2 separate regions of the Homo sapiens genome follow, and region 2 is linked to region 1. The links are chromatin loops, found by intact Hi-C in ENCODE. Cell type or tissue: OCI-LY7. All regions are shown on one strand. Each heading gives the region's core, and the rest is flanking DNA. Links, peaks and the distances in the headings are about the cores only.

What was found. Hi-C counts contacts between places; a loop is a spot of excess contacts. Peaks named below come from ENCODE experiments on the same cell type or tissue, not always from the same donor. Only the 100,000 strongest peaks of a DNase experiment are listed, where the experiment ranks them.
Region 2: it touches region 1 in a loop (2.4-fold over the local background); 2 of 110 quality-filtered maps call a loop at or near these places.

What each region holds. Positions count from the first base shown.
Region 1 is chr20:8,593,402-8,610,599 of GRCh38, forward strand. The region is part of intron 3 of PLCB1 (phospholipase C beta 1); the gene reads left to right. LOC124904868 (a long non-coding RNA gene) reads right to left here and starts at 1,270. Exons shown (of 2, transcript XR_007067522.1): 1 at 1,105-1,270. In OCI-LY7, for the core only: no CTCF peak of the experiment used is centred there; DNase peaks (open chromatin) are centred at 8,270, 9,640 and 10,100; H3K4me3 peaks cover 2,211 bases; H3K27ac peaks cover 2,833 bases.
Region 2 is chr20:8,390,669-8,407,866 of GRCh38, forward strand. The region is part of intron 3 of PLCB1 (phospholipase C beta 1); the gene reads left to right. LOC124900459 (a long non-coding RNA gene) reads left to right here and starts at 9,600. Exons shown (of 2, transcript XR_007067518.1): 1 at 9,600-15,706. In OCI-LY7, for the core only: CTCF peaks have their summits at 8,210 and 8,409; a DNase peak (open chromatin) is centred at 9,543; H3K4me3 peaks cover 2,648 bases; H3K27ac peaks cover 5,743 bases.

The DNA of each region.
Region 1 (17,198 bases), core at 5,814-13,813:
CAGGCTGGCCTTCAACTCCTGGCTTCAAGCAATTCTCCTGACTTAGTCTCTCAAAGTGCTGGGATTACAAGTGTGAGCCACCACACCCAGCCCCATGTAGGCTTTTATTCCCAGTTACATTTTTGCCCACAAAATGAAAATTATAAATTTTTGAAGTCCTTAGTATAATACCAATGATAATCTGACATTGTTTCTACTGAAAATAAACATTACTGTTATTGGCATTTTACTTTTGTTTTTATTAGATTTTTTATTTTTATTTTTTTAATGGGGTGAGGGAGGTGTCTTTATAAGTAACAGTGATAGTAATTTTGCAATACTAATTTTGATAACTAAGAATGTATCATTTTATATACCAGGAATTTTATGGACTTTGCCTTGCATGTTTTGTGACATTTTTTCGGGGAAGATTCTATTATCAGGAGGAAACTGAGGCTTACTTTCTGCAAAGACACAGCCCTGACATTTAAGCCCAAATCTGTGTTATTTTATTTTATTTTAGAGGCAGAATCTTGCTCTGTTACCCAGGCTAGAATGCAGTGGTACAAACATAGCTCACTGCAGCCTCAACCTCCTGGGCTCAAGTGATCCTCCACCCTCAGCCTCCTAAGTAGCTGAGAGTAGAGCTGTGCACCACCATTCCCAGTTAATTTAATTTTTTGTTATAGACAGGGTCTTGCTATATTGCCCACGCTGGTCTTGAACACCCTGCCTCAAGCAATACTTCTGGCCTCAAGCAATCCTCCACCTCAACCTCCCGAAGTGCTAGGACTACAGGCATGAACCCTCATGCCTAGCCCAGATCCATGTTATTTTAGGACATCAGTTTATAGCTTCTGTTTGATGTATTCTAAACTCGACCGAAAATAAAACTCTCTTGAGAAACTTGTTGCCCTCCTGAAAATTCTGTCTGGAATGGGACTTAGCAATAGGATTTTTAAGTTTGGTCCATGGTGTTCCTGGGCTACTCCACCACGCTACAATACATTGCCTTCAATCAGGGCTTCTCAAACACTCATGTGCTTGCAAGTCATTGGGGATCTGGTTAAAATGCAGAACCTGATGAAGTAGGTTAGGGGCGGTCCTGAGATTCTGCATCCCTACCTAGTTCCCAGGAGATGTGATGCTTCTGGTCCACAAACCACATTTTGAGTAGCCACTTAGTGCCTGGTAACTTAAGTTTTCTGAGAGCAAAGTTCTGAGAGCACTGTTGATTCTCCACTCATTGTAGTGTCTTTTTGCACATTGACTTGCAAAAGCTCCTTAGTATATCTTTGAGGAAACCAAAAAAAAAAAAGCACTTTTAAGACAATGACATCAATATGAACTCAGTGCTTTAAGTGCATTTTATAAATAGCACAGCAGATAAATCACCTCTTTTAGAAAGAAAATATTTAACCAAGTGTACCTTGTCTCCATTAGACACTAAGCACATCTCTAATTCATTCTTAGATAACAGAGTTCCTTACCCAAATTAGGTGTTTAAAAAGGCATTTCTTAAAGGAATAAATCATTTTACAAACTTTTGAATTGTTTTTAAATTTTGCATCCCATATTCTAACACCGAGGTGCCTTTTTAAAGATGCATCTGTGAATTTTCATTCAAAAGTATATATAGACTACATAACATATGCATCTTAGGTGTAATACAAAGACATAGAATATTTAAAGGCAATTAATATGTCTATACAAAATATTTATTTATTTTTTTATTATACTTTAAGTTTTAGGGTACATGTGCACATTGTGCAGGTTAGTTACATATGTATACATGTGCCATGCTGGTACGCTGCACCCACTAACTTGTCATCTAGCATTAGGTATATCTCCCAGTGCTATCCCTCCCCCCTCCCCCCACCCCACAACAGTCCCCAGAGTGTGATATTCCGCTTCCTGTGTCCATGTGATCTCATTGTTCAATTCCCACCTATGAGCGAGAATATGCGGTGTTTGGTTTTTTGTTCTTGCGATAGTTTACTGAGAATGATGATTTCCAATTTCATCCATGTCCCTACAAAGGACATGAACTCATCATTTTTTATGGCTGCATAGTATTCCATGGTGTATATGTGCCACATTTTCTTAATCCAGTCTATCATTGTTGGACATTTGGGTTGGTTCCAAGTCTTTGCTATTGTGAATAATGCCACAATAAACATACGTGTGCATGTGTCTTTATAGCAGCATGATTTATAGTCCTTTGGGTATATACCCAGTAATGGGATGGCTGGGTCAAATGGTATTTCTAGTTCTAGATCCCTGAGGAGTCGCCACACTGACTTCCACAACGGTTGAACTAGTTTACAGTCCCACCAACAGTGTAAAAGTGTTCCTATTTCTCCACATCCTCTCCAGCACCTGTTGTTCCCTGACTTTTTAATGATTGCCATTCTAACTGGTGTGAGATGGTATCTCATTGTGGTTTTGATTTGCATTTCTCTGATGGCCAGTGATGATGAGCATTTTTTCATGTGTTTTTTGGCTGCATAAATGTCTTCTTTTGAGAAGTGTCTGTTCATGTCCTTCGCCCACTTTTTGATGGGGTTGTTTGTTTTTTTCTTGTAAATTTGTTTGAGTTCATTGTAGATTCTGGATATTAGCCCTGTGTCAGATGAGTAGGTTGCGAAAATTTTCTCCCATTTTGTAGGTTGCCTGTTCACACTGATGGTAGTTTCTTTTGCTGTGCAGAAGCTCTTTAGTTTAATTAGATCCCATTTGTCAATTTTGTCTTTTGTTGCCATTGCTTTTGGTGTTTTGGACATGAAGTCCTTGCCCATGCCTATATCCCGAATGGTAATGCCTAGGTTTTCTTCTAGGGTTTTATGGTTTTAGGTCTAACGTTTAAGTCTTTAATCCATCTTGAATTGATTTTTGTATAAGGTGTAAGAAAGGGATCCAGTTTCAGCTTTCTACATATGGCTAGCCAGTTTTCCCAGCACCATTTATTAAATAGGGAATCCTTTCCCCATTGCTTGTTTTTCTCAGGTTTGTCAAAGATCAGATAGTTGTAGATATGCGGCGTTATTTCTGAGGGCTCTGTTCTGTTCCATTGATCTATATCTCTGTTTTGGTACCAGTACCATGCTGTTTTGGTTACTGTAGCCTTGTAGTATAGTTTGAAGTCAGGTAGTGTGATGCCTCCAGCTTCGTTCTTTTGGCTTAGGATTGCCTTGGCGATGCGGGCTCTTTTTTTGGTTCCATATGAACTTTAAAGTAGTTTTTTCCAATTCTGTGAAGAAAGTCATTGGTAGCTTTATGGGGATGGCATTGAATCTGTAAATTACCTTGGGCAGTATGGCCATTTTCATGATATTGATTCTTCCTACCCATGAGCATGGAATGTTCTTCCATTTGTTTGTATCCTCTTTTATTTCCTTGAGCAGTGGTTTGTAGTTCTCCTTGAAGAGGTCCTTCACATCCCTTGTAAGTTGGATTCCTAGGTATTTTATTCTCTTTGAAGCAATTGTGAATGGGAGTTCACTCATGATTTGGCTCTCTGTTTGTCTGTTGTTGGTGTATAAGAATGCTTGTGATTTTTGCACGTTGATTTTGTATCCTGAGACTTTGCTGAAGTTGCTTATCAGCTTAAGGAGATTTTGGGCTGAGACAATGGGGTTTTCTAGATATACAGTCATGTCGTCTGCGAACAGGGACAATTTGACTTCCTCTTTTCCTAATTGAATACCCTTTATTTCCTTCTCCTGCCTAATTGCCCTGGCCAGAACTTCCAACACTATGTTGAATAGGAGTGGTGAGAGAGGGCATCCCTGTCTTGTGCCAGTTTTCAAAGGGAATGCTTCCAGTTTTTGCCCATTTAGTATGATATTGGCTGTGGGTTTGTCATAGATAGCTCTTATTATTTTGAAATACGTCCCATCAATACCTAATTTATTGAGAGTTTTTAGCATGAAGGGTTGTTGAATTTTGTCAAAGGCCTTTTCTGCATCTATTGAGATAATCATGTGGTTTTTGTCTTTGGCTCTGTTTATATGCTGGATTACATTTATTGATTTGCGTATATTGAACCAGCCTTGCATCCCAGGGATGAAGCCCACTTGATCATGGTGGATAAGCTTTTTGATGTGCTGCTGGATTCATTTTGCCAGTATTTTATTGAGGATTTTTGCATCAATGTTCATCAAGGATATTGGTCTAAAATTCTCTTTTTTGGTTGTGTCTCTGCCCGGCTTTGGTATTAGAATGATGCTAGCCTCATAAAATGAGTTAGGGAGGATTCCCTCTTTTTCTATTGATTGGAATAGTTTCAGAAGGAATGGTACCAGTTCCTCCTTGTACCTCTGGTAGAATTCGGCTGTGAATCCATCTGGTCCTGGACTCTTTTTGGTTGGTAAACTATTGATTATTGCCACAATTTCAGCTCCTGTTATTGGTCTATTCAGAGATTCAACTTCTTCCTGGTTTAGTCTTGGGAGAGTGTATGTGTCGAGGAATTTATCCATTTCTTCTAGATTTTCTAGTTTATTTGCATAGAGGTGTTTGTAGTATTCTCTGATGGTAGTTTGTATTTCTGTGGGATCGGTGGTGATATCCCCTTTATCATTTTTTATTGTGTCTATTTGATTCTTCTCTTTTTCTTTATTAGTCTTGCTAGCGGTCTATCAATTTTGTTGATCCTTTCAAAAAACCAGCTCCTGGATTCATTAATTTTTTGAAGGGTTTTTTGTGTCTCTATTTCCTTCAGTTCTGCTCTGATTTTAGTTATTTCTTGCCTTCTGCTAGCTTTTGAATGTGTTTGCTCTTGCTTTTCTAGTTCTTTTAATTGTGATGTTAGGGTGTCAATTTTGGATCTTTCCTGCTTTCTCTTGTGGGCATTTAGTGCTATAAATTTCCCTCTACACACTGCTTTGAATGCATCCCAGAGATTCTGGTATGTTGTGTCTTTGTTCTCGTTGGTTTCAAAGAACATCTTTATTTCTGCCTTCATTTCGTCATGTATCCAGTAGTCATTCAGGAGCAGGTTGTTCAGTTTCCATGTAGTTGAGCGGTTTTGAGTGAGATTCTTAATTCTGAGTTCTAGTTTGATTGCACTGTGGTCTGAGAGATAGTTTGTTATAATCTCTGTTCTTTTACATTTGCTGAGGAGAGCTTTACTTCCAAGTATGTGGTCAATTTTGGAATAGGTGTGGTGTGGTGCTGAAAAAAATGTATATTCTGTTGATTTGGCGTGGAGACTTCTGTAGATGTCTATTAGGTCCGCTTGGTGCAGAGCTGAGTTCAATTCCTGGGTATCCTTGTTGACTTTCTGTCTCGTTGATCTGTCTAATGTTGACAGTGGGGTGTTAAAGTCTCCCATTATTAATGTGTGGGAGTCTAAGTCTCTTTGTAGGTCACTCAGGACTTGCTTTATGAATCTGGGTGCTCCTGTATTGGGTGCATATATATTTAGGATAGTTAGCTCTTCTTGTTTAATTGATCCCTTTACCATTATGTAATGGCCTTCTTTGTCTCTTTTGATCTTTGTTGGTTTAAAGTCTGTTTTATCAGAGGCTAGGATTGCAACCCCTGCCTTTTTTTGTTTTCCATGGCTTGGTAGATCTTCCTCCATCCTTTTATTTTGAGCCTATGTGTGTCTCTGCACGTGAGATGGGTTTCCTGAATACAGCACACTGATGGGTCTTGACTCTTTATCCAATTTGCCAGTCTGTGTCTTTTAATTGGAGCATTTAGTCCATTTACATTTAAAGTTAATATTGTTATGTGTGAATTTGATCCTGTCATTATGATGTTAGCTCGTTATTTTGCTCGTTAGTTGATGCAGTTTCTTCCTAGTCTCGATGGTCTTTACATTTTGGCATGATTTTGCAGCAGCTGGTACCGGTTGTTCCTTTCCATGTTTAGCGCTTCCTTCAGGAGCTCTTTTAGGGCAGGCCTGGTGGTGACAAAATCTCTCAGCATTTGCTTGTCTGTAAAGTATTTTATTTCTCCTTCACTTATGAAGCTTAGTTTGGCTGGATATGAAATTCTGGGTTGAAAATTCTTTTCTTTAAGAATGTTGAATATTGGCCCCCACTCTCTTCTGGCTTGTAGGGTTTCTGCTGAGAGATCCGCTGATAGTCTGATAGGCTTCCCTTTGAGGGTAACCCGACCTTTCTCTCTGGCTGCCCTTAACATTTTTTCCTTCATTTCAACTTTGGTGAATCTGACAATTGTGTGTCTTGGAGTTGCTCTTCTCGAGGAGTATCTTTGTGGCGTTCTCTGTATTTCCTGAATCTGAACGTTGGCCTGCCTTGCTAGATTGGGGAAGTTCTCCTGGATAATATCCTGCAGAGTGTTTTCCAACTTGGTTCCATTCTCCCCATCACTTTCAGGTACACCAATCAGACGGAGATTTGGTCTTTTCACATAGTCCCATATTTCTTGGAGGCTTTGCTCATTTCTTTTTATTCTTTTTTCTCTAAACTTCCCTTCTCGCTTCATTTCATTCATTTCATCTTCCATCACTGATACCCTTTCTTCCAGTTGATCGCATCGGCTCCTGAGGCTTCTGCATTCTTCATGTAGTTCTCGAGCCTTGGTTTTCAGCTCCATCAGCTCCTTTAAGCACTTCTCTGTATTGGTTATTCTAGTTATACATTCTTCTAAATTTTTTTCAAAGTTTTCAACTTCTTTGCCTTTGGTTTGAATGTCCTCCCGTAGCTCAGAGTAATTTGATCGTCTGAAGCCTTCTTCTCTCAGCTCGTCAAAGTCATTCTCCATCCAGCTTTGTTCCGTTGCTGGTGAGGAACTGCGTTCCTTTGGAGGAGGAGAGGCGCTCTGCGTTTTAGAGTTTCCCGTTTTTCTGTTCTGTTTTTTCCCCATCTTTGTGGTTTTATCTACTTTTGGTCTTTGATGATGGTGATGTACAGATGGGTTTTTGGTGTGGATGTCCTTTCTGTTTGTTAGTTTTCCTTCTAACAGACAGGACCCTCAGCTACAGGTCAGTTGGAATACCCTGCCGTGTGAGGTGTCAGTGTGCCCCTGCTGGGGGGTGCCTCCCAGTTAGGCTGCTCGGGGGTCAGGGGTCAGGGACCCACTTGAGGAGGCAGTCTGCCCGTTCTCAGATCTCCAGCTGCGTGCTGGGAGAACCACTGCTCTCTTCAAAGCTCTCAGACAGGGACATTTAAGTCTGCAGAGGTTACTGCTGTCTTTTTGTTTGTCTGTGCCCTGCCCCCAGAGGTGGAGCCTACAGAGGCAGGCAGGCCTCCTTGAGCTGTGGTGGGCTCCACCCAGTTCGCGCTTCCCGGCTGCTTTGTTTACCTAAGCAAGCCTGGGCAATGGCGGGCGCCCCTCCCCCAGCCTCGCTGCCGCCTTGCAGTTTGATCTCAGACTGCTGTGCTAGCAACCAGCGAGACTCCGTGGGCGTAGGACCCTCCGAGCCAGGTAAGGGATGTAATCTCCTGGTGCGCCGTTTTTTAAGCCCGTTGGAAAAGCGCAGTATTCGGGTGGGAGTGACCCGATTTTCCAGGTGCCGTCTGTCACCCCTTTCTTTGACTCAGAAAGGGAACTCCCTGACCCCTTGCGCTTCCCAAGTGAGGCAATGCCTCGCCCTGCTTCAGCTCGCGCACGGTGCGCGCACCCACTGACCTGCGCCCACTGTCTGGCACTCCCTAGTGAGATGAACCCGGTACCTCAGATGGAAATGCAGAAATCACCCGTCTTCTGCGTCGCTCACGCTGGGAGCTGTAGACCGGAGCTGTTCCTATTCGGCCATCTTGGCTCCTCCCCCTGTCTATACAAAATATAAGGAGCAAAAGAAGACTGTTAAGAGGCTAAAAATAACCTAAACATGCCAAAGAAGTAGAGAGAAAATTGAGGGTGTTTTTAACATTTATTTTAAGTTCAGGGGTATATGCGCAGGTTTGTTACATAGGTAAACTTGTGTCATGGGGGTTTGTTAATACAGATGATTTCATCTCCGAGGTATTAAGCCTAGTACCCATTAGTTATTTTTCTTGATCCTCTTTCTCCTCCCACCCTGCACCCTCTGATAGGTCCCAGTGTGTGTTGTTTCCCTCTATGTGTCTATGTGTTCTCATTATTTAGCTCCCACTTATAAGTGAGAACGTGTGAGTTGGTTTTTAATTTATTTCCCTGACTTGTGATACCCATTGTGAAAATGTATATTATGGGTTTAAAAATAATAATGGTAATAACAGAAATGTTAAAAGCTAACATTTCTTGAGCACTTTCTATGTGCTAATTTGTACTGATCACTGACTGAGCCCTTGTGTAGATGAGGAAGTGGAAGAGTTGAGTGACTGCCCCCACTAGCATGGCTGTGATGTGCAAAGCCAGGACTCACCCAGGTTATTCATTCCTAAACTAGAACACCTCTGAGCAAGTTTTCTTTGCACTTGAGTAAAGCAGATGGATTAATGTTTGCTAGAAAGCTACCAGACATTGATAGAGAGCCAAGTTTGCAATGGAAAATTTGTCTAAACCTGCTAGTGTTAACTGGTATGATCTCCCCTTGTTTTGAGACCAGGCTTGTTCTGGAAGTGTTGCGGCTGTTTTCTTCTACAGCTCTATCAATCCCTTCCTCTTTCCCTCCCTTGCAGCACCAACACCTTCACCATCATCACCCTTTTATCTCTTAGGTCTTGATGGCTTCCACATTTTAGGATATCTGATGGTCCTCCAATGTCACTTAATGTATTTTCCATTGGGCAGCATCTTCTCTAGCCTCAGATAAGAATTAAAGTTCTCTCATGAGACTAGTTTGAAAAGCTGAACCTATGAGACAAAGTATAATTTTCCAATACCCATAATGATGGATATTCTAAATAAAGAAGAGTATATGACACCAACACCAAGTTTTTTTTTTAATCAAAAGCAAGGTTGACTCTTGGTATTCCTAGAATAGAGGCTTTTATAACAGACCTTAAACTGCCTTAATTTAAAGCAGGTGTATAAAATACAAAATGGTATTTAAAGAGGTGTAGAGATATTAATTAAAATAGGCTTGCTGAAATGCCAGGGATATCATCACTTCTGAAAATTGAATTAAGCCCTGAATGTCAATGGTGAATTAACATGAATAGACTTATCTATCCCTGTCCAAATATATTTTATCCACAAGCTGTGTAATACACGATGATTAACCAGAGGTTACAGATTCTAGCTGAAACCCAATCAAATTCTTCAGAATCCTAATTGAGGAATGCATTCAGGTCAAAGAATATTAACAGAAAAGCCTCTGTCATTTAAAGGGCAAGCAGAGTGAGTGCTTAAAAGTGTTCAAAATTTTGCTTAATTGTTCTCTTCTTGAGCTATTGTTCTTGATGATTTAGAAAACCTGTGTGCTGCAAGTTTAACTGCTTTAATTACAGTGATGTCAAATACATAGGCCTTTCTATTTAAAGGGATTTTAATTTCTGTGGCTTATGAAAGAGAAACTGAAAGCATAGTTAAAAGTGAATATGTTAGTTGAGAAAGTTCCTGTTCTTACCAAGCAATAAAATTTTCCTAAATGGATGTTTGAAGGAGAGCTGGTGTTCAGAGGTGTGGTTCAGTTGAAGCTCCTCTGGTAGAAGCCCAGCATTTTGTCTGTCTAGTTTTTTTGTCCTTAGCATTGCTTACTTTTGTAAAGCCCCAGATATATATAACTCATTGTTAAAGTATCACATGGTTTGTACAGCAGGATGATTTGCATTATATGAAGGACACCGAAACACAGAAAATGAAAGGTCTACGGTGTATGACAAACAGGACAAATGCTCTAGCAAAAATAAATTCTACTTTCTCTCAAAATTAGCATACTTGTTATTTAAAGAAATGTGCCAGAAGAGAAATACAAGATTTTCTTTTCTTTTTTCTCATTGACTTTAACTCTCTCTGAATGGCACCTATAACTAAAAATACATCTCGGGAATCAAGTAACCCTCTTTTATATACATCCCTCTAAATCTATGGCTAAGTTCAATGTTTAAGGTTGTCAAAGTGGCTCCCATCCAAAATCGGGTTAACATTTGCACTTTGCCTAAAGTGGGACTCCTAGATAAAATTCAAACGACCTTTCTGGTAATCCCAGCGTGTGGGTTTTAGCATCACCAGCTGGCTCCAAATGGGCCACTGCTCTCTCTACAAAGAGGAGGGAGCCTTCAACACAGGGGCCATGCTTGTCCATTCAACTGTGTCTAAATTCACAGATCAGTGTTTCTCTCAGTCCCTAGACCAGCAACATCAGCATCCCTTGGGAACTTGTTAGAAATGCAGAGTCTCAGGCCTTGCCTCACCGAATCAGCACCTCTGGGGTTGGACCTAGCAATGTGTGTTTTAACAAATCCTCCAGGTAATTCTGATGCACACCTAAGTTTGAGAACCACTTTTGTAAATGTGTGTTTCAACTTGACACTAACCAATAATTCTACCACTTAACATTAACAGCTTTCAATTTTATGATCCTTTGTGTTGGACAGGTCAAAGTGGGTGATTTCAACTGCTTAATGGGTACAGAATTTTATTTTGGGGTGTTAATAATATTTTGGAACTAGATAGAGGTGGTGGTTGCACAACCTTGTGAATGTACTAAATGCCACTGGATTCTTCACTTTAACAATGAGTACTATTGGCCGGGTGTGGTGGCTCACGCCTGTGATCCCAGCACTTTGGAAGGCTGAGGTAGGTGTATCACATGAGGCCAGGAGTTTGAGATCAACCTGGCCAACATGGCGAAACTCTGTCTCTATTGAAAACACAAAAATTAGCTAGGTATGGTGGCATGTGCCTGTAATCCTAGCTACTTGGGTGGCTGAGGCATGAGAATCCCCTGAACCCGGGAAGTGGAGGTTGCAGTGAGCCAAGATCATACCACTGCACTCCAGCCTGAGTAACAGAGTGAGGCCCTGTCTCAAAAAAAAAAAAAAAAAAAAAAAAAAGGTTACTTTGATATTTTATGTTATGTAAATTTCACCTTGTTTTTAAAAATATGTAATATAAATGAAACTCAAGTGTTTTAGATATGCCAGTCTAAAGAAATCTGCAAATTAAACAATTTCCAATTCTTAATCATTCTTATTTTGAGTACATCCTAATTCTTTTTTTACACATATGATATGATGCATTCTAATTATACAATTACTAAGGTTTCCCAAGTAAACATATAAAACAGAGTATCTGTAAAGCTGTGATTTGAGTGCTTTTCATGGAAAGTTTCTCATTAGAATTTCTTGATCAGCCAAACAACAGTTTTCAACTACAAGCAAAACAAGGGAAAGCATTATTTGGTTGTCTGTCATTGCTAGGGTGAAGACTATAAAAGAGGCAGGAAGAGTAAAAACCAGGCTTTTAAAATTAAATTTCAGGCAATATCTTATAGTACCTCCACCCTCATGTTGGGCAATTCAAGAGGTCTATTCACATTGCATTGTATGAATAGAATTTTATTTCTTTTGAAATGTAATATAGAATATTTTATTTTATAATATGATCTGAGGATGCCTCCTGGAATTGTGCAACACAAAGGTCTTGGGTGTTGTCCTTTCTGGGTAGAGGGTTTGTTAGCTACTGAATATATTTGTTATAAATATCACTGGGGATTTTTTTAAGTAAATTTATTTTTTAAAAAACCCTAATCCTATGAAGTTTCACTAAATGTAAAAAACATAAATCAATTAAGGCTTGAAGTAACATTTTATTTTACTGTATAACCCTGTAATCCCACACACACACATCTATTATAGACATAATACATTACTATATAGAATACTGGAAAATATCGTAAAATACATTAAAAAAACAATTTCCCTTACTCTCAGAACTGAGAAGTAAAATCTGTTGTATCTTGTGAGAGTATATATGTATGTGTGAACACATATCACACATATATAGAGTACAGTTAATAACAAACAGCATATTCCATTTTAAAACCTATTTTCCCTTACCATATCAGATTTTTTTTCTTAACGAGAAATATTCTTCTACAATATCAATATCATTTGAAGGCCATATAGTATTTCCACTTATAGACGTAGTTCACTTGATTAATTTTGAATTCCCCTTAATTGAACACACTTAATACTTCATTTTTCTTTAAAATATAACAACCTTACCCCTATATTTTGTGCTTTTGCTGATTACTTGTCAAATATATTTATTTGTGGTATCTCTTTTTATACTAGAAACATCAACCTCTTTGTCAAATTGTTCTTCCAGTTTATTGTATTTTTGTTAATTTTGATTTTAACATGTATTTTATGTTTGGTGTTTTCTTTTTTTTTTTTTTTTTTAAAGAAAAAAGCTCTCATTCTTTTTTAAAAAATAGATTCAGGGTATATGTGCAGATTTGTTACATGGACAAGTTTCATAATGCTGAGGTTTAGGCTTCTAGTGTACCCACCACCCAAAAAGTGAATATCATATCCAATAGGTAATTTTTCAACGTTCACTCTCCTCTCATCCTCCCCACATGAGGAGTCCCCAGTGTCTATTATTGTCATCTTTCTGTCCATGTGTACCCATGGTTTAGCTCTCGCTTGTAAGTGAGAACATGTGGTATATGATTTTCTGTTTCTGAGTTATTTCTTTTAGGATAATGGCCTCCAGCTTCATCCATTTCATCCATTTTACTGCACAAGACATGATTTCATTCTTTTCATGGCTGTGTAGTATTCCACAGTGCACATATAGTACATTTTCTTTATTCAGTTATCCATTGATGGGCACTTGGCTTGATTCCATGACTTTGCTATTGTAAACATTTTATGTTCAGTGTTCTCTTTCATAGTGTTGCCTTCCTATTCCAATATTATGTACAAATTTTCCTATAGTTTCATCATCATGGTTTTGTTGTTTACATTTAACGCTTTATTTGAACATCAATGTGATCTGTGAGATAGTAAAAAGACCTAAGTCAATTTTTCCAAACAGTTAAAACATGTTTTTATCATTTATTAAATAACACAGTACTTTCTCCATGGATTTGCAAAATAAGATTATCCAACCAGGAGCATAAACAGAGCAAGTTATTTAACCTCTCTGTGCCTTCATTTCCTCCTCTAAAAGAAGAAAGCCAGTAACAGCATCTCCCTCAAAAAACTGATAAAAAAAAATCCACAAGGTGCCTGACACGGAATAAACTTCATCAATATTATATGACAACCACTAGTATGATTACAATTATTATTAGTGCCCTAATGCTACCACTAGTATGATTACAATTATTATTAGTGCCCTATCTACCCAACTCAATATGCTAGTGTCTTTTTTAGGATATTTACAATTATATTTGTAAGTGAGATGGCCTATGTTGTCTGTGCTTACATCAATTCTGTCAGGCTTTGAATGAGGGACTTGATGGCTTCATAAAATTAAAAAGTTCTGCATCTGTTTATTTTATTACTAAATGTAGAATTTATCCTTGTTGTGATAGATTGACAGAATTTCTCTCAAACCTTTATGAGCCCTAAACATTTCTTTAAAACAACACTTGGAAAAGTATTTCAAGGTCTTTCTTAATTTTTGATCTGTTGTTAAAAATTTCCCTTTCTTTTGGATCAGTTTTGGTAATTGCTACAATTCTAGAATGAATTGTTGGGGAGCATGCCTAAAAGTAGACACCAATAAGGGAGTTGCTCTAACAGTTTAGGCAGGAGATGGTTCCCAATTCTAAATCCATAGCTTTCCCTAATATCGGGCTTGATAAATAACAACACAGTACCCCCCATTTATAATGCCAAAACCAGGGAATTCTCCTGAATTTCTTTCTTTCCCTTAGCACCATTTACCACAGTCCCACATCCCATTCCTCAGCCAGGCCTGTTGCCTCCATATCCAAATTACATCCAACGCATCCACTTCTCTCCATCTCCATAGACCTCACATTAGTCCAACCTCCATGAAATAGACTCAGTTGAAATAGCATCTTAATTGGCTTCCTGCCTCCAGTTTTGCACATTGGCAGACAAAGTGATCTTCCAAAAATATAAATTAAATCATTTCACTCCCCTGCATTAAACCTAATGGACTTCTTTTGTGTTTCAAATAGAAATCTAAACTCCATCCCTCTAAGAGCCCTTGTGACTTGGATTAGAATTTGCCCTTTGCCCCAACCACCTCATCACAGATCACTGTGCCGCTCTCTTGCTATGTTCCAGCCTCTCTGGACTCTGTGTTCCTGGAGCAAGCCAATCCGTTCCCACCCCAAGGTATCAGCACCTCCTGGAACTTTCTTCTCTTCTCCAGACTTTGGTGTAGCCCCTTTTTCTTTTATCTAATGTTCCTACCCCAATCCACTCATTATTTTACCTTACCCCATTTTATTTTCATCATTGACTTCTTCTCTGAAATGTTCTTGTTCATTACAGTTGTGTGTTTATTGCTCTTCTACCTGTAAGCATTATATGCATTATTTACATGTGCCTGACACATGTTTTGCCTTCATTAAATATGTATTGCATGAATGAGTGAGTGAATGAATGGATATAGTCAGAATGATTTTAAAAATGAATAGACTGAGGAATTTAAGAATTAGAATTTTTAAAAGTTAGATATAAAAATGATCCCCCAAACTGATATGAGGTAATGCTTATGTTAAATAGCTTGATTTAGCCATTCCACAGTGAATACATGTATCAAGACATCATGTTGTACACCATATATATATACAATTTTTACTCGTCCAACAATTTTTTTAATGACTAGAATATACAGGGAGCTGGGAGTGTGTGCTCTATCTCTATGTACTTGGGTGTGATTACAGGATGTGTAAAATGTAGAGATCATCAAGTTGTGTACTTAAAATTAATGCATTCTGTGCTCTTTAATGCATGCATGTTATTTCTTTAAAAAATAAAACCATAAATACATGTTTAAAATAGCCAGAGAGAGCACAAAATTTAAATAATATGTGTAACTTAAAAGCTTCCATTTTTACATAGTCTAGGACCTAATATCACAGGCAAATTTAAAATTTCTTTGAAAATGAGCTTTGGGATTCTGTAAAGATTTGGGGCTCTACCATGTGGTTGATAAACAAAATTACTCTCTTTACTCAAGGACCTAAATGGACTTTAAAATGAGCTGGAAATCAACTCTGGCTTCAAGGAAAAGGGTATACCCACAGGGCAAACTTGTTTTGCCTCAAAACATACTTTATCATGTAACGTCCCATTCCTCACCCAAATTAGATAGCCTTACATTATCATGTGACATCTGTTAAATAACTCAAATAAGAAAATAGTTCCTGATATTTAGATAAGGATACTTAGATTTATAGGGTATTTTCCTGCATAAGACACTAATGACTTTTATAAAATGTTTCATAAATGTGTTTTGTGAAAACACAAATATGAGTCAGCTGGCATAGCAACATGCACAGTGTAGCAACTCAAACATTTTCTGAATAAATAAATGAAGGAATGAGGATAAGAAATAAAAATATTAGAGGTAATTATTTGGGTTCCAGATAGAGCTTTATTTTAATTATAGTTTCTTAAATTTGAATGAATTCACTATTTTACCATAATCAGAAGACTGCAGCAATCATCAATTGCACAACAGTGATGGCCTCTGTAATTTGGCACTATTAGCTCCTGAAATGTATTGAGATGTATAAATATAAGCATCTTAATCTTTTCAATATACCCTAGCAAACTGGCCCTAGCATCCCTAGGGCTTTCGGAGCTAAGGGGAAGTTAAATGCCCTTCTCTTATTCCCTGCCAAAATAAGAAAAACTTTATTGATTTGAAAGTGTTAATTTCCTCCAACTTTTCATATATGCAGTAGGCATGTCAACAGAGCAAAAATAGTCTTAGCTATTGGAAATGAGGCTACAGATTTTATTAGGTTGGTGCAAAAGTAATTGCGGTTTTTGTCATTACTTTCAATGGCAGAAGCTGCAATTACTTTTACATCAACCTAATAGATTGACTTATGTCATAACTATACATTTCCCAAAAATACAAGACATGGTTCAAACATTAATATTTGTGACTTAGAGCATCAGAATGAGGAGATTAAAAGTTTGAAAATGCTCCAGCACTTGGATGAGGCAAGAATAGTGAGGTACAGTTTAAGAGAGTTAAGAATTAAAAGTCTTTATGCCAAGCTAAATGTGTCCTTCAAAAGCTGTGCATGTTATGACTGCTGGCTCCAACGCATCTATCTAGTCAGTCTCTGCTATTTTAACCATCTTTTTTCTCTTCAATTTACCACCTATTATTAGGCCAAGAAAACTTGAGCATCTGTCAAGAGTAAAAATATTTTGAAGTTTTCTTCAAACACACTGAATTCCATGATTTACACATGGTTCTTTTTTTAAGAGATGGGAGTCGTGCTGTGTCAACCAGGCTTAAGTGCAGTGGTGCGATCATAGTTCACTGAAATCTCAATCTCCTGGGCTCAAGCAATCCTCCTGCCTCGGCCCACTATGTAGGTGGTCAGCCACCTACAGGTGTCAGCCACCATGGCCAGCTTCATACATGTGTTCTGAAGCAACTTTTTTGAAAGCATGGTATACACATCACAAAGGGTGCACAGGTACTTTAGGGTGAATATCTGTATTTGCACACCAATAAATTAACCCTTCTAATGTAAACAATTCAGTGGTTTTTAGTATATTTAGTATATTCATAGATGTAAAATGAGCATCAGTATATAATTTTGGAATGTTTTCATCACTCCAAAAAGAAACCCCCTACCCATTAATAAGCATTCTTCCCTCCTTCCTCTTCCCAGACCCTGGTAACCATTTACCTTTCTGTCTCTATGTGTTTAACTATTCTAGAAATTTCATATAAATGGAATCATATAAAATTATGTTGGTGCAAAAGTAATTGATGTTTTTGCTTGTGAAAGTAATGGCCAAAACTGCAATCACTTTTGCACCAACCTAATACCTGGTATGTAGTGACTGGCTTCTTTCACTTAGCATAATGTTTTCAAGGTTAATCCATGTTGTAGCATATAACAGTACTTCATTGCTGTTAATTGTCAAATATTACTCAATTGCATGTATATACCATATTTGATTTTCCATTCATCAGTTGATAGACATTTGGATTGTTTTTATTTTTTGGCTATTATGAAAAATGCTGCTATGAACTTTCAGGTATAAGCTTTTGTGTGGACATGTTTTCATTTCTCGTAGGTATATACCTAAGAATGTAATTGCTGGGTCATATGATGGCTGTGTTTAACATCTTAAGGAGTTGCAAACTGTTTTCCAAATTGGCTATGACATTTTACCTTCCCACCAGCA
Region 2 (17,198 bases), core at 5,148-13,147, 200 kb before region 1:
GCTTTTGCAGAGTGGCTTTAGTACAGAATATGTTGATTTGGCATTATCAGCACTAATTTCTGCATGCCCCAGGGCACCCAGTATGTGTCTTTGTGTATTGCAAGTGCCTATAAGAGTATAGTTATTAAGGTCACAAGCTCTTGGGTCAGAAAGCCAAGCCACAACACCAATAACAAGCTGTATAATCCTGCAAGTTATATCATGTCTCTGAGACTTAGTTTCTTCATCTGAATTACAGGAATAATCGCCATGTTTATATCATCTAGTTGCGGTAAGGACTAAATGACAAAATGCACGTAAGGCACCTAACACAATTGTCACATCCATTGTTTGTCTAAATGCATTTTGCCATCATTATTAAGTAAATAAAATATATAACTTACATGTATGTGATGTAGTGGGAAAAAGCAAGTTAAATAGGCATAATTTACCTATTTACCATAGAATTCCATGCACTAATATAGATTGTCACTATAATCTATATTTATATATATAGATTGTCACTATAATCTATGTATAAGAGATTTATACTTTTGTAGCTGTGGCATTTAAACCTACTGATTAAAATCTAACTTCTATGTATTAGCTATAGAAAAATGAACTTGAGGCATATTTCTCTTTGCAGCCAAACACCTACCCCCAGAGAACTATCACAGCAATATTGTTGTACTAAGACTTACAGTTCTTATTTAGAAAACTGTCTAGATTTGCCAACAGTTAAATAGATTTTCCAACCATCAAAATAATTTTAGAGCAATTTACTTTCAGTTAAGAACATGCGGGTATCTTTTTCTGCACTATGAAGTCATTGAAGCAAAATCCAAAGCACTGTTTTGAAATGGAATAACAAGGTTAGGGGTCAGAGAGACCCAGATTCAAACTCCAGTGCACTTATTAGCTGAGAGAACCCAGGAAGGTTTATTGGTTTCCCTGTGAATGATAATACTTGCTGTATTGATTTGTCTTGCTAGTTGGATTTTAACTGGTAACAAGACATAAATCATAATGTTTGATACTACTTACTTCCCTATGGGCCTTAAGTTCACTTTTCAGTGTATTCTTCTTAATGTTCTGTGAGACTGGTAAATAATGAAGTATATATATATATATGTGTGTGTATATATATATATATATATATATATATATATATATATATACACACACATATATATATATTACTTGAACTTCCTCAATTTTGGAGATTAGGTCATAAACTAATGTGGCATGTAATTTGATACATGTTCCAGCAGGGGAAAATACTGGGATGTAATTTAACGAAAGAAACATTTTGAAATGGGAATATTCTCTGAAAATATGGAGTATATCATTACAATTCCTTTTCAGCTTTAGGACTCATAATAAACTGGGCACTGTCCAGTTTATGAGCAGCGAGTTCCTATAGTTTGAAAGTTTGCGTCCCCTCCAATATTCATGTTGAAACTTAATCGCCGATGCAATAGTATTTAAAGTTGTGGCCTTTTGAAGGTGATTAGGCAATGAGAACTCCTCCCTCATGAATGTGATTAAGGTCCTTATAAAAGAGATTTCACTCAAGGTTCAGTCTTTTTTGCCCTTCCTCCTTGGCCCATCTGAGGACACAGCATTCGAAATGCCACCTTGAAACAGAGAGCATCCCTCACCAGACACGGAACCTGTCTACGCCTTGATTTTGAGCCTCCCAGCCTTCACATCTGTGGAAAATAAATTTCTGTAAATATTTCCCACCTGACAGATCTTTGCTTATAAATTGGCCGGTCTGTTTGTTATAGTAGCACACATAGACTAAGATACTAGTTTTTAATTTGGGTACTGCAGCTGATGGAATAACCTGGGTAGAGTCATACCATCTTTTAGGAATCTCACCTTCCTCATAAAAAATGAAAGAGACAAGCAGGATGATCCCTGGGGACTAAAGGTAATATTTGTATCCATCATGGAGCTATTGGGAGAACTAAATGATATACATCTCTCAAATGGATTTGCCAGCCATAATGTGTGATATAGTAATATCAATTTGTGAGTAAGTTGGGTAGAGTGGAAGGAACTTAGGAATGTATACCAGTTTATTCTGAGAAATTTGTGTTTTGTCTTCTTTGAATGGGAAATGGCTGAAAATTCTTAAATTCCTTCAATGTACCATAAAAAAGTGAAATCCTATATCACTGCCTTTGGATGTGATACATGACCCATAGTAGGTATTTTCGTAGATGAAAGAATTCCTATCTATGGCATTTATCTTATGTGAAAAGTGGCAATTAAGATAGTAACATATTTGCCACTTAACAGATATTTGTTAATGATGAAATAAAGTTTTCCGGAACTCCTGAAATTAATGTCCATAGAGATTTCAAGAAGATGGAATAACCTAACTAATTAGACAGTATGTTTGTTGGTGTTTAAAGGTGAGACAAGACCACTGAGATTAAAAGATCAGAAAATTCTCCTCACACACCTAATACATTTTCTCTATGCCACCTGGTACTTCTGTACTCAAATGCTGCTTGATTTTTATATTTATACCCAAGAATTACTGATTTCAGGTAAGAACAGAGGGCTTGAGAGAAGAATTTGCTCATCACTGCCTGCCATGAATGGGCATAGCTCTGTGAACAGTTATTGTATTTTTTTTTCCTCAGGTATATAGAATACTTTATCAAAACCAAAACTCACTGTTTCTCCAAGTGAGTTCCTTGGAATACTAATAGATGCTATAAAAATGTCATCTAGGTGTGGTGGCTCACATCTGTAATACCAGCACTTTGGAAGGCCGAAGCAGGAGGATTGCTTGAGGCCAGGAGTTTGAGACCCAAAGCCCTATCTCTTAAAAAAAATATAGGTGGATGCAGTGGTGCATGCCTGCCTATACTCCCAGCTACTCAGTATAGGCTGAGGCGGGAGGATTTCTTGAGTCCAGAGTTCAAGGCTGCAGTGAACTGTGATTGCACCACTGCACTCCGGCCTGGGTGACTGGTCAAATAAGTTTGGGAAATGCTAAGGGTTCCTTTATTGCAGGATTTCTCACAGCTTTTGATGTGTTGGACATGGGTTAGTGTCACTTCTTTCTTTTTTCTTTAACTATGGGTCTCTTGGTCACAAGCATCTCATAGGATTAATATAAATGTTCTAAAAGCCATTTATTATGAAGTTAACCACACTTAATAAACTAGAACACCAGTTTATGAGTGATGCTTGTCTTCACAGTAGTGCAGATCCTATTAAAGATGTTTAGAGAACAGGTTCTTAGGTGATCTAAACCAGAAAGGCCTTTTTCATATATCTTGATAATATTAATATAATGTTGAATTTTGTCTTGTATTATATTATGATGTTTTGAATTTTAAAGTTTACTATTTGCATTCTTCCCACCTAATTAATTTTTTTAATTTGAGACCTTATGACAGAAAACCATCAGCATTGCCCACATATTACTCAAAACACAAGAATTTCATTTATTCCCATAGCACCTGGAATCTATGCTGGCATTTAGACAAGCCTAATGCCTAGTGTACCACTAGAGTGAGATTCTCTGTCCACTCTTAACTATTTCTAGAGCCTATTTTTCTATGGTTTCACATCTTATGACTTATATAAAATTGGTACTACTTGGCCTTTGTGGAAGGATTTTAAGTCAAGGTAAACCTTGAATTGAGGTTAGATTAAAAGTGGTAGAACTTACTTAGGGAGCAATAACTTTTAATAGTCATAGTTTCTTTTCGGTTCCTGGTGTGTGTGTGCAGAAAGAAAGAAGTCTGATGATTCTCTGGTTCATGGGAGTTGACTTTTATGCCCTGAAAGTGAGGCTTTGCTTCTGTATCCTCACACTGGGGAACAGCAGTGGTTAAGAGGCTCCACCAGTATTACTCATGTGGTCACAATCAAGTTGCTTAACTTCATGTCTTGCTTTCTTCATCCATAAAATGAAGTTAATAGTACTATTTCTCAGGGTTATTGTGAGGACTAAAGGCCATAACATATATTTCATAATAGGGGATCTGTAAGTTGTAGTTACTGTTATCCTTAAAACTATAGGCCATTAGTGCATATGTTTAATAGGCTTGAAGCTGTGCCATTATTTGACAAGTTAAACTCTTGGTTGCATCATCCATATTCTCAATGTTTTTCTTTAGGTATTTGCATTTGCCATCTATAGTATATAGGCTTCTATCTGGCAAAGTTTTCACTTTTAATGGTATCTTTAACAATATTTTTCAAAAGCTTTGAGCATCACTCATATTTCAAAAATAGTAAGGTCATGTTAAACTTTTAAATTAAATCGTTTCTTCCTAGACTATTTCAAGATTTGTAATACCTGGTTAAAATTGTTTAGCAAACACAATTTTTCTTTCTATGAATGTTAATTAAAAATTAAATTTGACTCTCTTTAGTTGAAATTAGTCATTTTGTATCTGTGCATGAATTACATTTTCCTTGATTCTTATAGTACCTTAGTATAAATAAATTTAGTAAGAGTTTAAAAAGAAGTTTCCTTGGTTGAGGTACATACAAACAATATGGGAAATTGAACACCTATTGACTTTATTATTTTTGCCATAGATAAATCTCTACTGTCGAAAGCAGTAGTTAATGAGACATTTATTTTATTTTATGGGTCTCTGAAACATGCTTCTCTATTAATCAATTTGCTTGCAATTTTGTTTGAAGATTAAAGATTCTTTAGAAGGCATTGTCTACATATTATTACTTATGGATACCAGATGAAAATCTAAATAAAATTAATTTAAGATCTCTTATATTAGTTCTGTCCTACACATATACCAAAGAATGTGGAATGGCTGAATAAGGAAAATTAAATTTTAAGTTTACACAATTTTAAAGTCAATAATGCTTTCAAATAAATTATCTATACATAATATTGAAAAGGAATAGCTCTTAGAATATCTAAAATAAAAATAGATGATTGAGTGGGATATTTCACATGAGTTGGTGGTTTATAAAACTTTGAGAAAGTATGTTAAAGAATAAATTGTGTAAGTAATAGCGAACTAGACTCAGTATTTAATTTTATGCTTAGCTGCTCAAAATTTCATGGTTTGAGTTGAGAATTCTTAAGTCAAATAATTTATTTGAAGGATACTGTAGAGCATTTGAAATACTGTGAAGGTGTGACTAGAAATCTGTTTTTCCCATTTTAAAAAAAAAACAAATTGTTATTCTAGACTATAAAATATAGAAAGTCATAATAGATGGATACTCTTCTCTGTAAATATATTTTCCCCTGATACTTAACTGTACCATGTTATTCTAAATTATTCCTGGTAAATGCTTACAACTCTTCCAAGTGTCTGGAAACTCATCAAGCTTCTTTTAATCATGTCCCTCAAATATTCGGCTTGTAATTTACTAATATTCATGCCCTGTTTAGATTGTAAACAGAGAAACTACAAAGTTGTAACAGAAAAGTAATATATTGAGCTGAATCATGCCTTACTTTTGTAAGTTGAGCTTGTTTCTCTGGCAACAAGATGTTAGATAATAAATCATATATCTAAAACCATATAACTACAGAAGTGGGGAGCTGAAAGTTCAGAAGTATCATCTGACTGTGTTGATGGCATCTTTACCTCAATTAATAAGGTGTGGCAACGTTCACTCAAGGACAGAAATTCAATCTGTGGTGGATCCAAGGGGATTCAAAATATTTCTTTTAATCCAACCAAAACATATTGCTTTAATGGCATTAGTTGGTATTAGTTGCATGTGGCAAAAATTTCATGCACTATTAATCCTAGCACTACACTGCAACACTAGAATTATGTGTCCTTGGCCTTAAATAAATTATTCGGTTGTATGATTGAGAAGAGAAAAACCAATTATTTTAGAGGCCAGTCCTGAATTATTGCCTTAATAAAGGTTCAATTTCAAAAAAATGGGAAGTTGCTCAGTCCAGTTGAAAAACAAGGTGGGAAGAGTAACAGCAAGTGAGTCTTTAATTTTGTCAACATCTGATGCTACTGTTAACACAAAAAGTTGCTTTGAAAAAAATTCAACTAAATAAGTTGCCTTCGTGGTTTAGTAATTCCAGATATACACAATCGTCTGTTTATTTTCCCAAAGATCAAACTGTGTTCATCTATATATTTGCATACGTAACATATTAAAGTTTTCTCATCTAACATGACACTGTAAGCATGGCCATGATTCTAAATATTTTTAATATTTATCAGTTGTATAGCTGAATAATAATGCATTGATTGGAAATCATATTAACTACTTACTATTTACTTTTGAGTAGACAATTTCTGTTTTATTTTTGCTATTATAGGTAAATCTGAAGCAGATATCTCTTCTTCATTTGGCGTTTTTATTCTTTGGTAATGCCTCAAATTGTAATCCTAGCAGTGAGATTACAGATCCAAATAGATCTAATTCAATCCATTATCACAGGTTTCTTCCTCATTTCCTCTTCTTTCATGTATATCTGTTTTTGTATAGTGGCAATTTTGATTCCTTACTGCATTAATGTATTCACTTCTTTGTCATAGTCTACACAAAATAATTCTAGAATAAAAATACTGTTGCTACTAATACAAGTCCACTAGAGAAAATCCAACGTTTCTTTGCAATTATCTTTATTCCTTATTGTATGCTTCACTAAGAATATATACTCCAAGATTATTAAAATTATTTTCTATAGAGTTATATTATTAATTTGCTATACACTTAGATTTATATATTTATAGTTACGTTCAGTTTTAGAGATTAAAATGCTCTATTGCTTTTATCAATTTTACATTTGGAAAGTATAAAATATTCCTTTGCCTCAGCATTCAAAATTATATAAAGAAGAATGCTCAGGGAAGTCACTCTCATCCATATCCTTCCACCCTATTCCTACCCACCTTCTGGTTTTCCTTACCATGTTTCTGTTTACAAAAATAAGGAAACACACACACAAACCCATACCTAGCTACCCAGTCCTCTCATCTCATTTAATAAAAAGTCCATCTTTCCCCAGTGAATTGAGACACCAGTTTTTTCAAAATATATGTAAATTGCCTCAGTCTTTCTTACACAAAATGTAACATTCTATCTATGTGCTTTTATAGGTTGCCTGTTTTACTTAATATAACGTCAATACCTCTTCATATGGGTCATGGGAATCTTTTTCATTCTTTTGTACAGCTGCATATTGCTCCACTATATGGAGGTTCTGTAGTTTTTTCAGTCTTCTGTGAATGAGCATTTAGGTTGTTTCCATTATTTTTTATTATGCATAAGGCTACAATTTTTTTTTTAAATGCCTTCCTTTACATATGCAAAAGTTCAGTTTCAGGATAAATTCCTAGATTTGTTTGTTTTGCTAACATCTTCATAGACTTTTTCTTTGTTTAGATTTTACCATTTTCTACCCCCCTTGCAGTGTATTACAGAATCTTTATTCACACAGTCTCACCACAAAGTGTATTGTTAAGCTTGTTATTTTTGCCACTTTGACAGGAAATGTGATCAATACATTTTAACTTACCTTTTTCTTACCTATGCATGAAACTAAGCCTCCTTTCACATGTTTAAGGACCATGCATGTATATACATACATATATTTCTAAAACATATATAAATATGTATTTATACACACATATATGTCTTAATAAATATATGTCATATGTTTTAATATGTCATAATATATGTCTTAATATACATAAATATGTCTTAGTCACTTTGGACTTCTATAACAAATTATAAATATGTCTTAGTCACTTTGGGCTTCTGTAACAAATTACCATAGACTGGTGGCTGAAATAAAAACATTACCCACAGTTCTGGAGGCTGGGTAGTCCAAGGGCAAGGTGCCAGCAAATCTCATGTCTGCTGAGGGCCCACTTCTTGGTTTGCAGTTGGCTGCATTCTCATTGAGTCCTCACATAGGGGAAAGCAGAGAGAGGGAGAGTTGACTCTCTAGTCTCTTTTTCCAAAGACACTAATCCCATTTTGAGGGCTCCACCCTCATGGCCTAATCACTTCCCAAAGTCCCTACCTCCAACGCCCTATCACGTTGGGGTTTAAGCGTCCATATATGAATTTTGAAGGGAGACAAACATTCACTTAATAGCACAATGCTCATTTGCATAATTTGCACTTTTTTTTTTTCATCTGGTATTTCGTCCTTTTTTTCTCCCCTTGGTTTTTTTGAGCTCTTTATATATCAGGAGAATTAGCTCTCTATCGTACCCTAGAGGTGCAAAAATGTTCTCCCGGTTTATTTTTTCCCTTTTGATTTTGCTTTTGGTGTTTTTTTGTTGCTGTTGTTGATGTTGTTTCTGCCTTGTAAGTTTTTGTTTTTATTTTTATCTAGTCAATTTATCAATATTTTATCTTATTGCTTTTGGCATTTGAGTCACAGTTAGTAAGTCTTTATTCATGCCTAGTTTATAAAGAAAATTCACCTATAGCTTCTTTTTTTTTTTCTAGTATGACTTCGTGATTTTCCATTTAGATCTTGGAGCATCTTGGAGGTTTTTTTTGTTTGTTTGTCATGAGGTATGAACCCAATTTTATTTTTCTAACTTACCGTTCTTTTGTCCCAACACTATTTTTTTCAGACCATCTTTTGCCCTATCCTGGTATCTAGGTGTTCCAATAACATTTATTTAAAAGTCCAATTGTATATCTCTTTTTATTTGCAATCCAGTTGTGCCAACACCACTTATTTAAAAGTCTATCTTTTGTACTACTTATCAAAAAGTCCAACTTTTGTCTAGGTGAGTTAAAATACTTACCTTTTTCATATATAATGTTTCCTTCCATGTGTACCTGGATCTATTTCTGGAATATTTTTTACTATTTCATTGTTCAGTGTGTCTATTAATGCTTACTGAAATACTTTAAATTCAAGTTCTATAAGGGAAAAGTGGATTCTTATTCTAGAATAACAAAACAATTAGAAATTGGCATTTTTTACCAACCCATTATATCAAATATTACTCTCAATACTATTCTCTGCTTTCCAACAACCACCTCCCAAGAAAAAACTATTTTTCCCTAAGACAATTTTTGTTTGTTTCATATATTTTATGTAGGTAGAGAATGCCATTTTCTAGTTTTCAAAACTTTATTTTTTTTACTTTATTTTTTCAAATTCCTAGAAAATGACAAAATCATTACTAGTTAAACAATTAGCAATATCTTGTAGATTTACCCACAAAGTCCCGAAAATAAAAATAAGAAAAAAAACCTTTTGGTTATTCTGCCTTATAAACTTTCATTTTTAGAAATCCATGCCATCATATAAGTTGTTTGTTCTATAATTTCTGAGCTCATTTTATGTAAAAATAACTCCTGTGCATTATTCATGTTGACAGGCCCTTTAAATAGCCATAAAGCCTGTGGGAACAGATTAATGCTGCATCTGCCCTGTGCTTTTTAAGTCTATCATTTTTATGGAATGGAAATCTTGCATAATGTCAGAAGTTTTCTGACATTGTCAACTGCTTGTGGTGGCATAGGGAAGTACCTTAGCTGCACTATGTGGGTGACAATGTCATATTTCCTGATTGGATTTTTATCTGAGGAGGGTGAGAACTGTCAGTTTCACTTCCTCTTAGAAAGATATTTTAAGTTGAATAAGTTTTCCTTTAAGTGACTTGTCACAGGTGGCAACTGTCTGAGCCTGTGTATTCTATTCTTTGTGCCAGAATTTTCTTACCACTGATTACCAGGCACATAATCACTCTTGCCATTTATGACCTTTGGGAAATGAAAATTAAAATGTTATTAGTCCATGTGGGTAGCAGTGGAATTGGTCTGATGTAATGTTTTTAAATTGTTTTTATTTTTTGAAATAAATGATTTTTACATCTACTAAAAAGTAAATTACAACTATTAAAGGTTATCTTATTAAAAAGTATTTCCCCTTCTCCATTTCTTCTGTTCCCTTCCCCTGAGGCAAGGATTCATAGTACTGCAGTTTCTTGTTTTCGTTTCCCAGAAAACCTGTAAATGATGACATGCTATCAAATGCTATTTAAACTTAGCAATTTGTTGCAGAAATTATGCCGTGTCAGCACAAATACAAGTCCTCATTCTTTTTCTAGAGGTTGTAGAGTATTATTTCATTTTATAGATGTGCCATAATTTATGTACTTAGTCATTTGTTAATAGGCATTTTATTGTTTCCGGTTTTTTGCTGCCTCAAACAATGCTTTGATGTGTATATATATGTATATATAAAATATCATCTTTGGGCACAATACAGGTATATTCGAATTTCCTGTTGGTGAAATTGCTAAGTCCAAATATATGTGCATTTTTAATTATGAAATGCATTGCCAAATGGCTCAGCGAAGAGATTATATAAATTAATCAATTACACTTCCACCAACAACAATCAAGATTACCTGTTTCTTCATACTCTTGCCAACACCATGTTTGATTGAATTTTTTTGATCTTTGAAATGTTATAGATGAAAAATTGGGAGCTCTTTATTACTTAAATTTGAATTTCTTCTACTGTGAGTGGAGAGGAAACTTTTCATATTGTGTTGTTTGTATTTCTAACCATATCCTTTGCCCATTTTCCAATATATAGTTCTTCTCACTGTTTCGTAAGATATTTTGATATATTAAGAGCTATCATATACTGGAAATATGATCTCCAGCTTTTAATTTTAATTTGACCTTGTAGAATTATTGCCTTCCAGAATTATGTTTTGTAGTCAAATTTATTAGTCCCTTTTTAAAAACTGTACTTCCAAACAGAGCACCGCTTGGAATAACTATTCTAAAATAATAAAGATTATTTTGTGATTTCTTCCAGTGTTTTTATGATTTTAATTTTTATGGTTGTATCTTTGAGCTATCTGGACCTTATTTTATGACAGTGACAAAGGAATCTTTATTAGTCAGGATTAAAGTAGTCCATGATAACAAACAACTCCCAAATGTCAGTGGAATAACACATCAAAAATACATCTCTTGCTCAAACCATCTGCTGAAGGTCTGCAAAAACATTCCAAGATAGCTATCCTCAGTGATCTAGGGATGTTTCTGTCTTGAGCTCAACCATCTCAGCAAGAGGCCTTGCATTTGCTGTGGCAGGAGAAAACAGCTAGAGAATCAAAGAGGATTCCTCAATGCCTCAGCCTAGAAGTGACATGCATCCCTTCTGCTTATTGACCATGTCCAAGTCACATGGCCCAGCCCAATTCAAGGAGGCTGGGACATACAGATTCCAGTATGCCCAGGGGTGAAAGGAGAACCAGTGATTAGTGAGCTCATAATGTTTACCATAATATCTATTTTATGTTACTCTAGATGGCTGCCAGGTCATCTAACATTACTTATTGCATAACCTATTTTTTTCTCATTGATTTGGAATGCTATCTTGGTTATACACTGAAAGCTTCTGTATCTTTCCATTTTCCCCTGAGATCATTGACTTTTCTATATATTTTTAGACTAGTAATAAAATGTTTTAATTATTGTGGCTTTACAATATATATTACTTGGTATAGTCCTGCTTTATCAAGTTTTATTTACATTTATATTAATTTTCATTTGAATTTCAGAATCAATTTATATTGTTCTCCTAAAAACCATGTGTATTTTTTATTGGTATTTCTTTAAGTGATGAGATTAATGTTATAACACTTTATGTCTTTAGCATACTACTTTTATGCAAGCAGAAAATATGTCTTCATTTATATTCAGGTTGTCTTTTGTATTCCTTAGTAATGTTTTAAGGTCTTTATCATATAGATCTTACAGTTAAAGTTAAGCTTCCGCTGAGTGTTACATCACTTTGATGTTTTAAGTGGAGCTTTTATTTACATTTCTAACCACCTTTTATTAAATAAAAGGAAACTAATTTTTGACATAATATTATGTATCCATGTACTTCACCGAATCTTTTAAAAAATAGTTTCCAGGCCGGGCGTGGTGGCTCATGTCTGTAATCCCAGCACTTTGGGAGGCCGAGGCAGGCGGATCACAAGGTCGGGAGATGGAGACCAGCCTGGCTAACATGGTGAAATCCCGTCCCTACTAAAAATACAAAAAAAAAAAAAAAAATTAGCCAGGCGTGGTGGTGGGCGCCTGTAGTCCTAGCTACTCGGGAGGCTGAGGCAGGAGAATGGAGTGAACCTGGGAGGCGGAGCTTGCAGTCAGCCGAGATCGTGCCACTGCACTCCAGCCTGGGCAACAGAGCAAGACTCCATCTCAAAAAAATAAAAAAAAAATTTAAAAAAAGTTTTCATTTGATTTTTTTCATTTTAACTCATACTCTCTGTAACAATTACAGTGTCACCTCCTTATTTCTAAATTTTATATCTATTTTTGTCTTTGAATTTAAGTTTATGTATTTTGATGACTTGGTAAAATTCTCATCCCTTTGCAGTTGGGCAAAAATTAATCAGTGTTGTATATGATATCATTTTATTAGATTCTAAACTCTTTGTGAGTTAGAACTATTTAATTAAATAAAAATAGTTGACATCTCTTATAGGAAAATCACTGTGTGAAGTCCCAAATGATATAAAAAAAGAAATAAAACATAGTTCTTATGCTCATGATTCTTACCTTTGAAACCCTCCCTCCTCAGCCCCACAAAGCCAGGCACAGTGGCTCATGACTGTAATCCTAAGGCTTTGAGGGGCTGAGGATGGGAGGATTACTTGAGCCCAGGAGTTCAAGGCTTCCATGAGCTATGATCGCACCACAGCACTCCTGTCTGGGTCAATGAAGCAAGACTGTGTCTCAAAAACCAACCAAACAAAAAACAACAGGGAGTGTCCAAAGGCTGTAATACAAGGTCAAATGTAGTAAATGATGTAATTGGGAATCGTAAGAAGTGTTTGGAAATATTAGATTTTAATTTGCCCAGTGGTGCCGTAGGTTGGAATGGAGGGAATGCAGGAAGATGGGCAAGGCTTCACAGAGAAGGAAGCATTTAAGTGATATGTTGATGTTCAGAAACAAGATAGCATGTGAGCAGGGTGTAGTGACACGTACCTGTAGTCCCAGCTACTTGGAAGCCTGAAGCAGGAGGATCACTTGAGCCCAGGAAGTTGAGGCTTCAGTGAGCTCTGATAGTGCCACTGCAAGACAGATTGTGGATTGCAGAAATGGCCATTGCATTCCTCAGGGGAAAATCTATACTCATTTTTAAAGCTTAATTTTTTTCAGCATCTAGAATAGGTGCACCCATGAACATTCAGTATCTTCAGGAGACTAACCATATGGGAATGGTTTACTAGTAACTCATTTGTACTTGAGTATCCATTATATTGGAAACTAGGACCATTTCTTTCTCATTAATTGAGAGTCATGATTTGTCTATAATGTCCTTTATGATGCAGAATTTATCTGATACTTTGAGTTAAATCAGGCTTGCTTTTTGGCTCATAAGTATTTATGTATAGACAGAAATTGTGGCTTTTATCTATTTTTATTAAGTAAAATTGTGACTGATTTTATAGCAATTAAGATGAATTTTTCTTTGCAGACAAATTTTATTGAAGGAATATTGACAATCAACTTTCATTGAAAGCAATGGGTTTTGTGATTTCATGGAATAAATGCTCTGTTCTAAGAGTTAACTGACCTATGTTTTTGTTTCAGGGTTTTGGCTAAATAGCTGCACATCTGTAGCACAAAGCCATTTTTCCTCAGTTTCCTATTGTGTAGAAAAAACATTTGGGATCACAAAATTCCTAGGTTCCTTCCATTCTGAAAATTTTTACACTAATTCCAACTTTGCCTTGAATGTCTAATGATTTGCATTTCTCTATGTAAAGCACATCTCCTGGCACCGAACTGAAAATGAGATTAGAAAACACCTAGTAGAGAGGATAAAAGGTACAAGTCCTAAGCTTATTTTGCATTCCCCTTCTTCCTTTTTTCTCCCCTGAGAAGCAGGATGTCAAGCTCCTTGGAAAACTAATATTTCAAAGGAAATATCAATTTGCAACTGAAGTATGGGATTGAATGATTTCATTGTCTCAAAATGATATGGTGGTGAGGGTAACATTCTATAATTTAAATATTCAAAGTTTTGAAAATGTACAGATTCTTTTAGTAATTCTTCCCCAGAAATACTAGTATTTACTAGTAGTATTTTTTAAAAGCAAGTCTTCTTTGCAAGATATAATCAGTATTGAATCCATAAAACAGAATATTTTGGAAGTATGGCTTTAACACCATGGCATAATTATAGCTGATTATGACCAGAGTTTTGAATTCAAGTAACATTAACACACCACAATTATTGAAGTTGTATGTATCCAGATTAGCAAAATGAGCAATATTTTTCTCTCAACCCTTAATTCCTACATGTTAGTCCTATTTCCTCTGATATTTTCAGGAGTCCTCTTTGCTTTCAGTAGGTATTCAAATGATGACTCTTTCAGTTCTCCATATAGAAGACAGAAATTAGTCTTATTCTCAAGCTCTAACAAACCTTCCCAAAACCCAGTGACATAAAACAATAAACATTTGTTATTGCTAATGAGTTTGCAGGTCAGCTGAGTGGTTCTGGGTTCATGTATGTGTCTGTGGTCAGCTGTGGGTTGATGAAGTGGCTCTGCTGATTTGGGCTGGGGTCTCTCACATGTTTCGAGGTCATCTGGCTCTAGACTAGTCTAGAGTTGTCCCTACTCATCTCCGCGTGTTTTGTTCAGCTCTCCCTTAAAATCAGCACTCTTCTGGTTTCTCCACCCTGGGGATATCCTCACAGTGAAAGCAGAACAGTAAGAGACAGAGTGGAAACACACAAGGCCTCTTGAGGCCTAGACTTGGAACAGGCACTCCATCAATTACGCCACATGCTTTCGCCCAAAGCAAGTCTCAAGGTCAAGCCAGTTTTCCCCCGATTTAGCAGTAGGGAAATAGAAGGAGCTACAGTCATGTTGCAAAAGGATGTGGATACAGGGAAGGTGAAGAATTGTGGCCACTTTTGCAATCAATCTACCCCACTTTCCTTCTGAGAAGCTGGTTGTTTCCAGTGAAATCAAAGCCAGCTGAAACCTGGACAATCAAGTAGCCAAAAACCTTCCCTGTTAGACTTCAGCATATTGAATTTGGCTTGTACCAATTTACAGAGCCAGTTGTTAAACACAGCTATTAAACTACATAAACTTCAATCTAAATACATTATATTGAAAAAAGATGATCATGTTAATACTGTCACTTCCTACTTTTTATTATTATCCATGTTCTCAAAGTTATTTATAATCATTATATCCAAATGGTAGGAATGCTATATAATGATGCTACTGACATCTCTGCCCAAATCTGTGCTCAGTGACACCATGTTGATAGATTGAAATTGGCCATGAGAGTATTTACACAAGATAAATTGACAAACACTACTAATTAGGGCTTTTTTTCTTCCTTTTTTTTTTTGATAGCTGCTTGTTAACATTTACCAGCCCATCATTGCCTGTATGTGTGATGGAGGATTTGAAGGCCCAAGTCAAGTCATTCCTGCATTTTATAGCATGAGTTACAGATTTACTTTATTGACTTTTATGTGTTCTATGGCTTTGATGGAAGAAGGAAAATATGTGGATAGAGTAATTGAAGAAACGAAATTGCTTAAAGCTACATTTTAAAATCAGTAATGACCATAGTGATAAAAGCTGTTTCTCTCTTTCTTTAGTAAACTTTACTGGATGTAATGAAAACAAATTTATTCAACTTACTAGTGTCAGTGTACAAGAATAACCTTAAGGAAAAATGGAAGAACATGCAGGTAATGTTTTAAATTACAGCTTCAGTCATTAAAATATGGCATATGCATTCAGGCAAAAATTGTCTTGTGTTAAGTGTTTTCAACACATAATAATTTCAAGATGAAATTATTGTGAATTGAAAAGCAACAAAAGGAAAGTGAGGTTCACTATCTTCTATCTCCTTGCTAATGGAGGCCAGAACTTATTTAGTTTTGTGAGTCAGATGAGTTGAAATTTGCCTTCCAGTATTCCAAGGCAGCAAAAGGTCATTCCATCTACATAAGAGCCTGTCGAGCAGAGAGCCCTTTTCATAAAGAAAATTCATTGAAGAAGCACTAGAAAATGAATATAATGCAAAGAGTAAGGCTGTTCAAATTCTATTATTCAGTTTTACCAGTATTACAGTAAATTCCCAGAAAAAACAAGAATTATAGTGATTTTATGTGAGGGATCAACTTACCTGGGCTCTTTCTGGCTTTTTAAAATCCGTTTATTGGGGGTATTTTAATGAATTGTTAGAATGTGGTATTGGACAGTGGGAACTTATAATGAATATTTGAGATGTGGTGTTTCAGAGTAGGAAAAATGAGACTGCTAAGTAAGTAAAGAATCAGGATTCTATTTATAAGCCCCTGACAATCCAAAGAAGATTGTTTTAACTTTCAGTGTAACTTCTGAGGCTACACAGCCCATTGCCTCCTGATATTTTAACTGTTACACATAACCAAGGGAGGAAAGCTAGAATGAATCATGTGATACTAAAATGAGACATGCATAGCTTAATTTAACAAATGGATAAATTTGAAAATAAAATTTTTTTTAATGTGAGCAAATAAGAAATCTTTCATACAGAATAGTCCCAAGTAACTTATGTGGTTAATGCACCCTTGATAGGCTGGAAAAAAACTCCCCAGCCTTTAAATCACAGATAACGAGTATCTTCCAAAGAGTACAATATGGAAAAAGGGAAAAAGAGTAACTTTCTCAGTGGAGAAACCTGACAAACACTCTGTATTAGTCCATTTTCACATTGCTGATAAAGACACACCCAAAACTTGGAACAAAAAGAGGTTTAATTGGACTTACAGTTCTACATGGCTGGGGAGGCCTCAGAATTATGCAGGAGGCAAAAGGAACTTCTTACATGGTGGCGGCAAGAGAAAAATGAGGAAGAAGCAAAAGCGGAAACCCCTGATAAACTCGTCAGATCTCTTAAGACTTATTCGCTATCACGAGAATAGCATGGGAAAGACAGGCCCCCATGATTCAGTGATCTTCCCTTGGGTCCCTTCCACAATATGTGGGAATTCTGAGAGATACAAATCAGGTTGAGATTTGGGTGGGGACACAGCCAAACCAAATCACACTCCCTCAGCCGGTGATCAGGTCAACATTTTCAGTATTAAGTCATGTTGCTGGTTTGTAACCTTGGTGTGATGTAATAATGACATTATCTGCTGGTCTTCTTCCCCAGAACCGAAAATTCCAGTCTAATCATGAGAAAATCATCAG